Regions from separate parts of the Homo sapiens genome. Here regions 1, 2 and 3 are each linked to region 4. A link is a contact called in ENCODE Hi-C or POLR2A ChIA-PET data. All regions are on one chromosome and are shown on one strand. Each heading gives the region's core, a stretch centred on a gene start or an enhancer-like site at or near the end of the contact. The rest is flanking DNA. Distances are from core to core; before and after follow the strand shown.

Region 1 (3,300 bases), core at 130-2,629, 6.6 Mb before region 4:
CCATTGTAGGGTTATTAATTGGCCTAATTTCAATATTGTTGTGTCTCAAAGAATAGGGAGGCCTGAAGAGAGGAAGAGAGACAGGCGCCAATAGTGAAGCTTTCAGAACACACACAACATTTATTAAGTTTAGCATCTTCTATGAGCAGAGTTTGTAATGCTCCCAAAAAACTACAATAGTAACATCAAAGATAACTAATCATAGATCACCATAACAGATGAACAGCAAGTGAACACATGCTGCTTGAAAAATGATGCTGACAGACTTGCTTGAGTAAGGTTGCCAAAAAACTTCAATTTATAGGAAAACATATTATCTGCAAAGTACAATAAAGGGAAGCAAAATAAAAGGAGGCGGGGATTTGCTTATGGAAACAGCTTCGTATCTGTGATAAAGGAATATACTAAGTAAAATATGGACTACCCTGGACTGTCTAACACAACTACAACCGATATTCACTTGGACAAGAACTTAGTTCAAGTGCTTCTGTGGTCACACAACCCAAAAGGCCTCCACAGCAGAAAAGCTGCTATTAGGTACTCACTAACTAAGTACTGAGTCCCCAGTGTTTCCTGAGGGTTATTTCACAGGCTCCTGACCCTGAAGCCTCTCAGAGTTATTCCAACATTAAGGTCACTTCTATGAGGAAGAGGTGAGAGGAAAAAAGACCAATAGTGGAAGGCCAGCTTCAGCGCAACACATGTATTTAATAGTTTCTCTCATCTTTGAATATTTATTCACATTTCCCTTTAAAGTCTGTTTTTGAGGGGGAGAAGCTTTATTCGTACCTACTTAGTGGCTGCTTTATAGCAGTAAAATAGATGCTTTTGCAGAATTCTTTTCTGCTTTTCTTTTGTGAGACGGAGTCTCATTCTATCACCCAGTGGGGAGATGTCGGCTTACTCAATCTCTGCCTCGCAGGTTCAAGCATTCTCCTGCTTCAGCCTCCCGAGCAGCTGGGACTACAGGCGGGTACTACAGGCGCGCACCACAACGCCCGGCTAATTTTTGTATTTTTAGTAGAGACGGGGTTTCGCTATCTTGGCCAGGCTGTTCTCCAACTCCTGACCTCAGGAAATCCGCCCGCCTCGGCCTCCCAAAGTGGTGGGATTACAGGCGTGAGCCACCGCTCCTGGCCCCTGCCTTTTTATTAGAGATACAAATCACACACGCCCTTCGCTTCAAGGGGAGCCCCGCCCCCTACTTCGGGCATTCGGCCATCCTGTGTTCTCTAATGGCGTGGGGCAGAGCTATCGCGAGACTCCACTGTATCCTCAGCAAGTTTTTAACAGTGTGAACTTGCGCAGAAGAGACTCATGAAGCCAGCGCAGGAGAAAGGGGGCGGGGTGCTCTGACGAGCGCGTTCGCCTTGACCCCACGCTACAGCGCGCGCCCGGCAGCTAGGCGCTGTGGTTTCTGGGTCTCCCGGGGGACCCCTACACGTTCCGGCAAAAAGCGCTCGTGCCCACCTCAAGCCCATGTTCGGTGGGTGGCGAATGCGTGCCCGTGATCTGCTGGGTCTGTAGAGGAGCGCAGGCCTGGTGCAAACAGACTCAAGAGGCTCGGAGAACCAGCTTGGGTAGGCGCTTGGGTGATGGAAGGTCAGGGGTCAGAGGTCGGGAGGGAGGGAGGGAGGTGGTCTTTGGCCTCCGGGACCAGGGAGGGAGGACGCTGGTTGTCCTGGAGCCCGGGAAGCTCAAGGGCTGAGAGGGAGCCGCTGCGCGAGTCTTCCCCACCTCTTCCCGATCCCGGACTAGCGAACTTCGGACCACCACGTCCCTCCGGGGATAAAGTGGGGTCGTGGGAAAGGAGGCTGTGCTTCTCCTCATGCACTGGGGCCTGCGGTGTTTGTCTCGAGCGTCCAACACACTAGGATCCGGGAGTCCGTCGTCACGCTCCTTGGCCTCGCGGTCGCTTGTTTGCTCGGCCTGCTGGGAGCGATCCGGCGCTGACAGCCCCGCTCAGACTCCGGGAGCCGCTTGTGGGTCTTTCGGAAGATAACTGAGTGGGTACCGTGCGCCGCAGATCTACCCCCGGAGGCTGGAACTGGGTCGCCGCCTCCCTTCTTTGTGCGCGGCATTGTATTAGTAAAAGGGGAGGCAGAGGTTTCTCAGTCCCACTCAAAGTTCTCCGTTACCTTTGGAGCCAGATTAATTACATTCGAATTCAGAACCACTCTTTGACATTGTACAGTTTGACTGGTAGTTGCTATGTTTATGAACGAAGATAGGGTGTTATTTGATGATTAATAGTCACTGTATAATGATCAGTTAAATAATGACCAGGAAGCTTGTGCCCTTTTTCCAAGTAGTTTGACATTAGCACGAGGTAGAAATCCGAGATGTTTGATGCCTTCCAACTTGTACTTAAGGAACTTAAGGAACTTGGGGCTTTTTCTGAACAAAATAAGATAAAGTTATTACTGTTACTTTAAATTATTCCAGTGGGCATTAGTAGGAATGATGAAACTCTTGAATAGAAACGATCCATGATATCTCTACTGTCACAAAAAAGACTATTTAGTTTATGATTAGTAAACATGCTGGAGACAGAGCAGTCCTGAGCAGTATTGTAATGATTATGTCTGTGCTCGATAACCTGCACTTTCTAGAGCTTTAAAGGACCAGTTAACCAGTAAGCTGGCAATTGAGAATAAAATAGTTTACTTTTGAGAGATGCTCTTGTATATCCTCTTTGTCCACCCGAAAGGAGCTGGACTTACAGAATTATTAAAACAAAACTTTTATTATTAAGAGTTTAGGCCAGTAAGATTTAGGGGAAACAATTTGCTGGTGAAAAAGCTTCTTATGAGGGCATTTTTAAAGTTTATGTAACTAGCATATTTTAGCATTCAGTAGAAGAAAATACTCTCACCTTGCTGGAATTATTTCTACAGAAAAGGAAAAGATTATGTTAACCCTGGGTCATTAAGAGCTTCCTAGTACTTAGTAATGAGTGGGCTTCATTTCCATAACACAACATTTTGGACAGGAATATGGCAAGTATGTAATCCTTTTTGCCCTTAATAGCCTAAACCCAGATCTACCATGGATTTGTTGTAATTCAAGATTTGTGTGTATCTTTTAAAGAGGAAATAATATTTTGGAGGGAAAAAATGTGAATTTAAGTTGTGTTATTCATTTGTTGGATTGTCTTAGTAATGTAACATTTTATGTTTATTTTTCTAGCATTCCATCCTTGTTTTCTGTTAAAGATACAGTTCAGGCAGTTTTCCCTGCCTCGTTCTAGTATTTCATTTTTCTCAGAAATACTAGTTTCATATTACCTATAGTCTTCTA
Region 2 (3,352 bases), core at 700-3,199, 5.4 Mb after region 4:
TATGCACAAAGATAACCCCAGGACTCAACATCCACAGCCTCAAGTATGGCTATCCCAGTATATCCTTCACAGAACTGCTACAAAGATTAAGCAACAGTCTTTGATTCATTAATCTATCTTTTTCTTCTTAATGTCTTAAAATGCAACTTAAGTTTCCCAATGTTCACACTTTGCATCCTGTCCACTTCTTTACACATGAATGAAATTCCTTTAACAGACACTGGACCTCAATTCCATATTAAAAGCTTAAGATGAAAACGCCTGAGTTGAAGCTATATTCTGGCTAGCCCTCATTCAGGAACAAGCCAGCCCAATCAAGGGCACATAGTAATAGGTCACTAGAGTTTCTGATACTGATTTTGAGGGCAGAGGGTACGTAAAGAGGAGGCTGGGGAAAGGATGACACCTTTTTGCTTAGGAGAAGTCAGGTTTAACAAAAGGGGTGGGGAACAAACAGAAGCTGTGGTTGACCTAATTGCTCCTATGATTTATCAATTTTATTTTCATCTTTAATCTTCAACTTTACATAAAGAACTTTGTATGTATATGTGGCCTTTTCATTGTGCTACAGGAAAACCTCATTTACTCACCCAAAATGATTTTGTAAAGTATAAAACCATTAAGCAGCTTGTGATGTAAGACTAAAGAGGTAACATAAACTGATATTTCACTGGGCATACCAAACTGTGAATAATCCTTTCAACCAGATAGTGCTAACAGTCACTTCTCAATAGGAAGGAACTGCCATTTTCTCAAAGAGACTGCGAAATTATGCCAGGATGGCTGAACCTTCTTATGTCTCTTTTTATATTTTCCCAGAGAATCCACATTGCTTACACACACACACGCAAACCTGCTCCCTTTTCTTAAGTCACAGTTTTAAGGCACTGTTCTAAACCCTAAATACAGAAGCTCATGCACTTACTGCCAGTGTCGCTTTGGAACTGCAGGTGACAGATGCAGTCAGAGAGCTCACAGATGTGGATTGACTGCAGTTTGAGTCTTATTGCAATGAGCACATTGACAGAGCCTGCAGATGCACATCTCGGCAGGAGAGATTTTCTTTTTAAGCCCTCATGCCCTATTAGATTTACTTTTAGGGCTTTTATTGGCTATTTTTATCACTTATCCCGACTCTCATCCCTGCTTAGCCCTACCCACAATTCATTTTCTCTTCTTCAGTTCTAGATCCTTCTCCATCAATCCTAATTTTGGTCAAAAATAATAATAAAATAAAGCGAGGCTGCCGGCATTGCCAGAATCAGAAACCGACGAAGCCGCTTTTTGGGAGCTATTAGAGAAGCCGCTGTAAGTTTTCTGAGAAGCAACGGACCCCTAGCATCTTTGCACGGTCCCTCTTCCCCTGGGTGATGGCTCCGAGACAGATGAGGAATCTCTTTTCCCCGTCTTTCCCAGTGGTGGCTTAAACGAAAGATAACCCTTCTTTTCTTATCCTACACCAGGCTCGGTAACGCTCCCAGGTACGGACGCCCCACCCCCAACCCGTTATCCCTAAAGAGATCCCCAAATATCGCCCGGTCCTCTTCAGAACTGAGCCCTCCCTCGGCCACCGGACCGGTTTCCCCCACCTCAGCGGCTGCCCTCCAGTCGCCCGCCCCCACACATCCCACCCCAAGTCTGGCCCGGGCTCCGCACATGCCCACCCCGCGCCCAGACGCCCCGCACCCGGTGCTCAGGCCGCTCAGCCGCCCGCGCTCCCTGTGCCCAGGGTCGCCTAGGGGGTTACCGTGGGAAGAGGGAGCGGTGGCTGAGGACGCGGCGGCAGCGCTGCTGCCGGTTGCGTCGGATGCGAAGGAGAAGCTGGAGGACAAGGATGAGGATGAGACGGGCGCGCTCCCCAGTCTCCATGGAACTCCCGCCCCGGCCCGTTGCTAGGAGCCCCCGAGGCTCGGACTCCGTCTTCCTTGCTTTGTTGTTCCGGGTGCGAGGCGGCCGCAGCTTCCCCGCGACAATAAATAGACTAGACGCTGGGGAGCATAGAGACAGTGCGCGAGGGCTAGAGCGCCGCCGGACAGGGCGCTCCTGGGTGCCTCGCTAGCCACTCATTTCCGGCTCTCACTGCTCCCGTCACTTTCCCCGTCCCCCGCCCCCACCCTTCCTTCCTCCTTCCTGGTCCCCAAATCAGGCCCCTCCTGCCCACCCGCTGGGCTCGGTGGGAGGTAAGAGGTGGGATGGGGGCGGCGCTAATGGGCATCGGACTAGACTTTTTTGTTTAAGAACCGCTTGAAAGGGTTCTGAAAACACCGTGTATCCTTTGTATATTTTTAGTTGATATCTAAACGTGTAGTAATTTCTGGCATACAGTCGAATATTTAGGTGGACTTTTTTGTCAAAACCGTAGAACTTTCTCATCAGCTCATTAAATTTATACAAAAGGTCCTCCCCACCCCCCATTATATAATTGCTAAAGCTAGTCCTTACCGTCCAGACGAGACTTGTTTTCTGCCTGAAAAAAGTCCTTCGCTTTTTCAGTCAAAATGAACCCGTTAATTTATGATGTCGCGATAAATTCCCCTAGTGAGATTCCTCACTAGGCGAATTGGAATCCTGGTCTTAGAGCGACCGGGGATGACAGATGACAGACGGAGGGAAGGAAGTGGGGAGAGATGGAGACACAAGGTGTGGCGAGACGGAGGGATAACGCAGGACCGTATGCCACTTCTGTCGCCTGTCCCACATTCCTTACTCTACGTGGGTTTGCGGTCGGGACTGTCCCTCGGGAACCGAGAGGCGGATCCAGGAAGGATGGGAGTGGGAGAGGGCGGATGCTGGCGAGGACTCAGGCAGCCCGGGATAGGAGGACCTCTAGGAACGGAGACCCTCCGCGGCTCTGCGCCCAAGTAGCCCTGCAGGGGCCGGGGGACCCCGGGGGCGCACAATGGCCCGTTTGAACCGTCGCCCTGGGGCCCGAGTGCGTCCTCGGGGTCCCTCGGGAGTGGCCTGAGAGGCGCTGCCCGCGGGAGCGAAAATCGCGTAACGGCCCTGAGGGCGCCACGCCACGCCACGCCACGCCACGCCGCGCGGAAGCCCCCGGCTCCCGGCCCCACGTTTCCCACTCTCAGGCCGGCATCGGCCTTTCCACCAGAGCTCGGCTGCAGTCAGAAGCCCCTGGCGTTAGTTGAGGTCAATGGCAGCCCTGATTTAATTATTAAAAGACCACGCCGAGCCGGGTTCATGGGTACCTGGCCTCTGATTGGTGGGAATCAGATGAAAAAAATGAAAATGCCACTGCCTTTTTAAAAGAGAAGACGTGGGCTGAATTCTTGGGGTTTTGACAGTAGGCAACCATTTAGGTATTTTATTATTTACGAGATCTCCAAGGATGCCTCTT
Region 3 (3,049 bases), core at 491-2,990, 6.4 Mb before region 4:
ACCTCTTTATGATGAAAGAAGAGTAAAGGAAACAATGTCCGTTGAGCAAAGATATTGTTTAATTTTTCCGCTACTGTTTCTTCTACAGAATGGGCAGAACTCACTCTGGAAGAGCTGGTGGGAATAATGCCATTTGGGAAGCACACAACATAGGCAGCACAGTGGAGCACAAGAAAGTCCGGAGCTGTTAGCTCCCAGGTCCTGAAGGAATGAGAACTTTCACCGGAGTCTGGATTCCACTGTAGACAAAATCCTCTCTGCATCGCCAAATGACTCTTATTTTCCTAAACTTACTCTAAGAATATCTTTTAACAGCAATTTGAATAAACCGACTCACATGCCACTGTGATTTAATGTGTGATTTGCTGCCGAATCAGCTGTGTTTGGCCAGCCCTTCTGTCTTCACATTTTTCATAGTGTTTATCCTTAAGCTTAGCAACCAACCAAACTTCGAGTGGAATATCAACATTCAAGAGTAAAATGTATTATTAGTTTTCTAATTGTTCCACAAGAGATTGAGTTTGTGTAGTTTACATTTTTGCACTTTCTGTTTTACTTATATCCTCAACGCATGAAATTTTGGCCTGTTCCCCTTTACTATTCACAAACTTCCAAACACTGGTAAAAATGCCTTTGTGTGTCTTTAATTCACGTAACAGATTTGTGTTATGTTAAATGTTAGTGAATATATAAACCTAAGAATACAAGGATAATTTTGTTAAAGAATCAAAAAGTATCAGGACATTCGTTTGTCTTATGGCAGAGACAAATTGAAGTTCCCCACCAAGATATACGTATTTTGGATTTGGGCCAGACAGCTAAAAAACCTGTTTCAACTTAAAACCCAAAAAGGTTTTAAGTTGAAAAAATAATGCTGACTTTTGCTGAAAGTAAATTTTAAACAAAGGTTTTTTTTTTTAATTTACTCCATTAAAAATGCATACATTTGGACAGAGCGAGACTCTGTCTCAAAAAAAAAAAAAAAAGCATACATTTGTAGTCACAGAATTAGTTTTTGTTTTGACCTTGAAAAGGACTTGAAAGTATTTACTCCAAACTTACTTTACACATACTAAAAATATAGTTTTTGAAAAAAGAAAGTTGATGTGGCTTTTCAGACAAGGGAATGGTAGGTAATGTTTTGCATCAGCTCCGGGTCTTGGGTGATCTCCACCAATCAGAGATCCTTCAGAGCTCGTAGGGTCTAGAAAGATCATTATTTTACACCCTCATTTTACAGACAAAGAACCTGAGACCTGCTAGAGTAAGTGACTTGGTTAAGATAGGGAGCGCTCCAGAGACCAGGTCCAAGATCTTCCCCCGTTTCACAATTAGAAGGCGGCTGTCTAGAGGTCATTCCCTTCCTTATGATCCTCATAAAGTTAATTTCCAGTCTCTTGGAGAGAGAACTGGACGATCGCCTGGCTTAGAAGTTTTCCTCCCTCCCCGAACCCCGTTTTCTCTTCCATTTCTTCCGGTCGCGTGTCCCCAGCGCCCACAGGTGGAAATCAACCGCCCGCGGGGTTGCGGGGCACAAAGAGGCAGCTAGCGGCTCCGCTGACCCCTTCCCGCCGGCCTGGACGAAGTCTGGGCTCGGGAGCCGCGTGATGCATCCCAAAGAAGGCGCAGAACAGCACGTGTTCTCCCCGGTGCCCGGGGCTCCCACACCACCGCCCAATCGCTGCGGCCGCCTAGTGCTCGGGCCGCGCCTGCCGGCCGCGGGGACTCCGGGCCCGGGTATTCGCGCCGCCGCCGCCCGCCATGCGCTTCCGCTTTGGGGTGGTGGTGCCACCCGCCGTGGCCGGCGCCCGGCCGGAGCTGCTGGTGGTGGGGTCGCGGCCCGAGCTGGGGCGTTGGGAGCCGCGCGGTGCCGTCCGCCTGAGGCCGGCCGGCACCGCGGCGGGCGACGGGGCCCTGGCCCTGCAGGAGCCGGGCCTGTGGCTCGGGGAGGTGGAGCTGGCGGCCGAGGAGGCGGCGCAGGACGGGGCGGAGCCGGGCCGCGTGGACACGTTCTGGTACAAGTTCCTGAAGCGGGAGCCGGGAGGAGAGCTCTCCTGGGAAGGTATTGCCAGCAGACGCCTGCCCCCGGCGCAGAGCGGGAGCTCCGGCCCGCACCCCCAACCGGGGCCTCGGCCTCGGGCAGGCCCCGCAGGCCCCGGCGGCGCGCGTCCCGGGCTTTTTGCCCGCGTCCCTGCGCACTCCCCGGGCGACCTGGGCTGACCCTGCTCTGCCGGCCACGCTGTCGCCGCCAGCCGCGCCTCCGGCTTCCTACTGATTCCCTAGACCCGTATAGCGCTCCCGGCCGCCTTCCCGCCCACTCTGTTGCCTGCCCCTCTGACCTGGTTTCCGCACATCCAGTCCTCAGCTTCTTTCCAACCGCGCCTGCGTCACGGGCCAGTGCCCTTCGTCTCCCGCCCGGGGCTCCCTTCGCCCTCCGAGTGCCCCTCGACCTCCGAGTCCCCCCCTTCGCGGGTCCCTTGGCTGCCCGGCCGCGCGCCGCTGATGGCTTCAACAGCCCAACTCCGCCTTGGTTGGGTTTTGTGTCCTCATTTTCCTGCTCTAATTCACTAAAAAAAACCCAAAACGATCCAACCAACGAAACTAGCGTTTTCGCTAATCCTAGACAGCAATGTGCTACTTAGATTTTTTTCATAGATATTGAGAATGAACTAATGGAAAAACGTTGAATATTTCCCTTTTTGGATTTTTTTTTCTTTTTTAATCCCAGATATATGACAATTGAGACATGACCTGATTTCTTAAAATACTAAAACAATACATGCTGGTTGTAAAATAATAATAAAGAAATGTACATAGTGAAAACTTACAGTGTTTCCTCCACACATCTTAAGCACACTGCTTGTACACATTTATGTATGTGATATATGCATATACTTTTTTTTTTTACAAAAATTGTATAGTAATTCTGAATTTTTGCTTTTCTTGCCTAACAATATGTTAGGGACATCTTTCACTGTCACTACACGTAGATATGTATTTTACATGTAGATGTATATTTTAAATGGCAACAAATTATTCTGCATCTACC
Region 4 (3,022 bases), core at 71-2,570:
GACCTGTGTTAGGGGTTTTATTTGCAAGTCAATGAACCAAACGGGCGACCAGGCTCGTTGTGCCGCGTTGTGGAAGCAAGGTTATTATTATCGCCCATTGCCCCACTGAACAATTTCACTGAAAAGGAAGAGTCCCAGCCGTGTGTGTGCGCGTGGTGCCATACGGGACGTGCAGCTACGTGCCCACCTCCAGAACGACTTTATTTACAAAGCGATTACCACGTTATCTATTTGTTTTCCTTTTCCAGCAAGAGCAGCCTTACTCAGCCCTCAAATTTCTTAATTACAAACCCGTTTGCTTCTAAATCAACCCCAAACCGTCAGGCAGAGCCCGGAGGGAGGCTCTGCAAGTTTGTACACACCCCCACCTCCCGGATCCAGGGCAACAGCAGAAGCAAGTAACTGTGTATGTGCAAAAAGGTGGATCTGGGGACGAGGATCGCTGAGTTTGTTTACAGAGCAGAGACGCCTCAGCTCGGATGCCAAAGCTACCAAGAGCTGCAAACGCAAACTTAGCAGAAGCACACGTACCCCGGGAGCGGCAGGCGGGCCCGAAAGCGCGGACTGGAATTCCAGGGCGCGGGAGCGGGGGTGGCCGGGCCCTCGAGCGCGCTCCGTCCACCTGCAGCGGCTGCCCCTCCCCGCCCCCAGCTCCTGTCCTTGAAAGGAGTGGAGGAAAAAAATGCATCTACAAGCGGTGATCTAGAGTAGGTCTACCCACTGCCCGTATGAAAACACAAAGGCACAGCCTAGGAAGGCGCGCTCAGGAAAGGGCGCATTATTTGTCCGGGTCTTTAAAACCCAACTCGAGGAAGCACAGCCATTCTTCGCTGCCTGTGGAAGCTTTTGCAAAACCGGGGAGGCACAAGGGCACTCTGGAGGGCGGGGGGCGCTGGGCGAGTCCCCTTTTCCCGTAGAGAGCGGGGCAGATCGCTAGGTGAACCGAGTGAGAAAGCTGGGGGTGGGGTAGATCCAGCCTGAGGGGGGCGGTGAGCTCTCCTCGTGGCTATCCCGGCAGGCTCTACCTTCGGGCGGGGCGGCAGGGGAGGATTTTCCCCCTGCCTCGGGGGTGGCTGAGCCAACCTCGCGTTTCTGGGCCGGGAAGAAACCAGAGTCGGGGGGCGACGGGGCGACTGGGCGGCCCCCGGGCCCCGCAGCCTCTGCAGCACGTGCCGCGGGCGGCGGGGACGCGGCTCCGGGACCCGGTCCAGGGTGTTCGCGGTGTTCCGGAATCCGCGTCTTGGCGCCGCCCGCCCTGGAGGCTCTCGCTCCGCCTTTCCGAAATGCCTATATTAACTGTGGCCAAAGCCCTAAGAAACACAGCTCATTGTTGGCAGCTGCCGGGCGGTCCTGCCGAGCTGTGAGGGCAACGGAGGGGAAATAAAAGGGAACGGCTCCGAATCTGCCCCAGCGGCCGCTGCGAGACCTCGGCGCCGACATCGCGACAGCGAAGCGCTTTGCACGCCAGGAAGGTCCCCTCTATGTGCTGCTGAGCCGGTCCTGGACGCGACGAGCCCGCCCTCGGTCTTCGGAGCAGAAATCGCAAAAACGGAAGGTAAGCGCGACGGGCGAAGCTGGCTGGGGCTCTTGCCAGCCCAGTCCTCCGAGGGCAGGGTTTGCCCGGAGGAAGAGCGTGAGGCGAAGCTGGGGAATAACAACAGGATGTGCAACAACAGGATGAGGAGGGCTGATTTAATGCCTGAAGTTCGCAGCAGGGCTACGGGGCACTTCCTTTATTAGGCCACTTCGGGGAGCAAAGGGGGTGTGGGCTCGGGTCCCCCCGCCCGATCGCAGGGGAAGGGGCTGTTTGTGCAGCGTCCGGCTGTGTTATGAGTGGTAGCTCTTCCGTGGTGGCTAGCCCGGGTGCACAGGCTGTTAGTGGGATCTTGGGGGTGGTGGTTCGCAGCCGACGTGCGCCCGGGAATCCTGGGGGGCAGAGGCGAGCAAAAGTGGGGTGCGCTGTGGTGGGCGACACGTGTGGCGCGGGTCTCATTATCTGCCCTTTTCACTTCCAGGACTGGAAATGGCAGACCATATGATGGCCATGAACCACGGGCGCTTCCCCGACGGCACCAATGGGCTGCACCATCACCCTGCCCACCGCATGGGCATGGGGCAGTTCCCGAGCCCCCATCACCACCAGCAGCAGCAGCCCCAGCACGCCTTCAACGCCCTAATGGGCGAGCACATACACTACGGCGCGGGCAACATGAATGCCACGAGCGGCATCAGGCATGCGATGGGGCCGGGGACTGTGAACGGAGGGCACCCCCCGAGCGCGCTGGCCCCCGCGGCCAGGTTTAACAACTCCCAGTTCATGGGTCCCCCGGTGGCCAGCCAGGGAGGCTCCCTGCCGGCCAGCATGCAGCTGCAGAAGCTCAACAACCAGTATTTCAACCATCACCCCTACCCCCACAACCACTACATGCCGGATTTGCACCCTGCTGCAGGCCACCAGATGAACGGGACAAACCAGCACTTCCGAGATTGCAACCCCAAGCACAGCGGCGGCAGCAGCACCCCCGGCGGCTCGGGCGGCAGCAGCACCCCCGGCGGCTCTGGCAGCAGCTCGGGCGGCGGCGCGGGCAGCAGCAACAGCGGCGGCGGCAGCGGCAGCGGCAACATGCCCGCCTCCGTGGCCCACGTCCCCGCTGCAATGCTGCCGCCCAATGTCATAGACACTGATTTCATCGACGAGGAAGTTCTTATGTCCTTGGTGATAGAAATGGGTTTGGACCGCATCAAGGAGCTGCCCGAACTCTGGCTGGGGCAAAACGAGTTTGATTTTATGACGGACTTCGTGTGCAAACAGCAGCCCAGCAGAGTGAGCTGTTGACTCGATCGAAACCCCGGCGAAAGAAATCAAACCCCCAACTTCTTCGGCGTGAATTAAAAGAAACATTCCCTTAGACACAGTATCTCACTTTTCAGATCTTGAAAGGTTTGAGAACTTGGAAACAAAGTAAACTATAAACTTGTACAAATTGGTTTTAAAAAAAATTGCTGCCACTTTTTTTTCCTG

What was found. Hi-C counts contacts between places; a loop is a spot of excess contacts on that map. ChIA-PET counts read pairs that join two places held with the same protein, here RNA polymerase II (POLR2A). Pooled maps may share reads with other maps.
Region 1: a loop to region 4 is called in a map of B cell, with 22 times the contacts of the local background. The contact joins the promoter of SHPRH here to the promoter of CITED2 in region 4. A Hi-C loop is called at or near these places in 3 of 168 maps with a recorded cell type or tissue (B cell, CD4-positive, alpha-beta memory T cell and naive thymus-derived CD4-positive, alpha-beta T cell) and 5 of 50 pooled maps.
Region 2: a loop to region 4 is called in a map of CD8-positive, alpha-beta T cell, with 11 times the contacts of the local background. The contact joins the promoter of TBPL1 here to the promoter of CITED2 in region 4. A Hi-C loop is called at or near these places in 2 of 168 maps with a recorded cell type or tissue (CD4-positive, alpha-beta T cell and CD8-positive, alpha-beta T cell), 1 of 37 single-sample maps with no recorded cell type and 7 of 50 pooled maps.
Region 3: a map of B cell shows a loop between it and region 4 (12-fold over the local background). The contact joins the promoter of EPM2A here to the promoter of CITED2 in region 4. A Hi-C loop is called at or near these places in 2 of 168 maps with a recorded cell type or tissue (B cell and naive thymus-derived CD4-positive, alpha-beta T cell) and 10 of 50 pooled maps. POLR2A ChIA-PET finds 5 or more read pairs at or near these places in 1 of 52 experiments (CD4-positive, alpha-beta T cell).

What each region holds. Positions count from the first base shown.
Region 1 is chr6:145,962,437-145,965,736 of GRCh38, reverse strand. SHPRH (SNF2 histone linker PHD RING helicase) reads left to right here and starts at 1,379. Exons shown (of 30, transcript NM_001042683.3): 1 at 1,379-2,006. RefSeq lists enhancers at 903-952, 504-1,491, 1,403-1,622, 1,733-1,862.
Region 2 is chr6:133,951,821-133,955,172 of GRCh38, reverse strand. It overlaps TBPL1 (TATA-box binding protein like 1), which reads right to left and starts at 1,949. Exons shown (of 7, transcript NM_004865.4): 1 at 1,748-1,949. It overlaps LOC128092253 (umcharacterized LOC128092253), which reads right to left and starts at 1,869. Exons shown (of 2, transcript NM_001414965.1): 1 at 1,748-1,869. The coding sequence starts at 1,869. RefSeq lists a silencer at 2,842-2,951.
Region 3 is chr6:145,734,211-145,737,259 of GRCh38, reverse strand. It overlaps EPM2A (EPM2A glucan phosphatase, laforin), which reads left to right and starts at 1,740. Exons shown (of 4, transcript NM_005670.4): 1 at 1,740-2,062. The coding sequence starts at 1,762. EPM2A-DT (EPM2A divergent transcript) reads right to left here and starts at 2,391. Exons shown (of 3, transcript NR_038246.1): 1 at 2,340-2,391. RefSeq lists enhancers at 1,326-1,375, 1,396-1,445, 1,456-1,515 and a silencer at 1,676-2,265.
Region 4 is chr6:139,372,946-139,375,967 of GRCh38, reverse strand. It overlaps CITED2 (Cbp/p300 interacting transactivator with Glu/Asp rich carboxy-terminal domain 2), which reads left to right and starts at 1,320. Exons shown (of 2, transcript NM_006079.5): 1 at 1,320-1,555; 2 at 2,016-3,022. The coding sequence starts at 2,024. The coding sequence ends at 2,836. RefSeq lists silencers at 472-781, 952-1,331, 1,792-1,941, 2,512-2,611 and enhancers at 1,482-1,651, 2,162-2,221.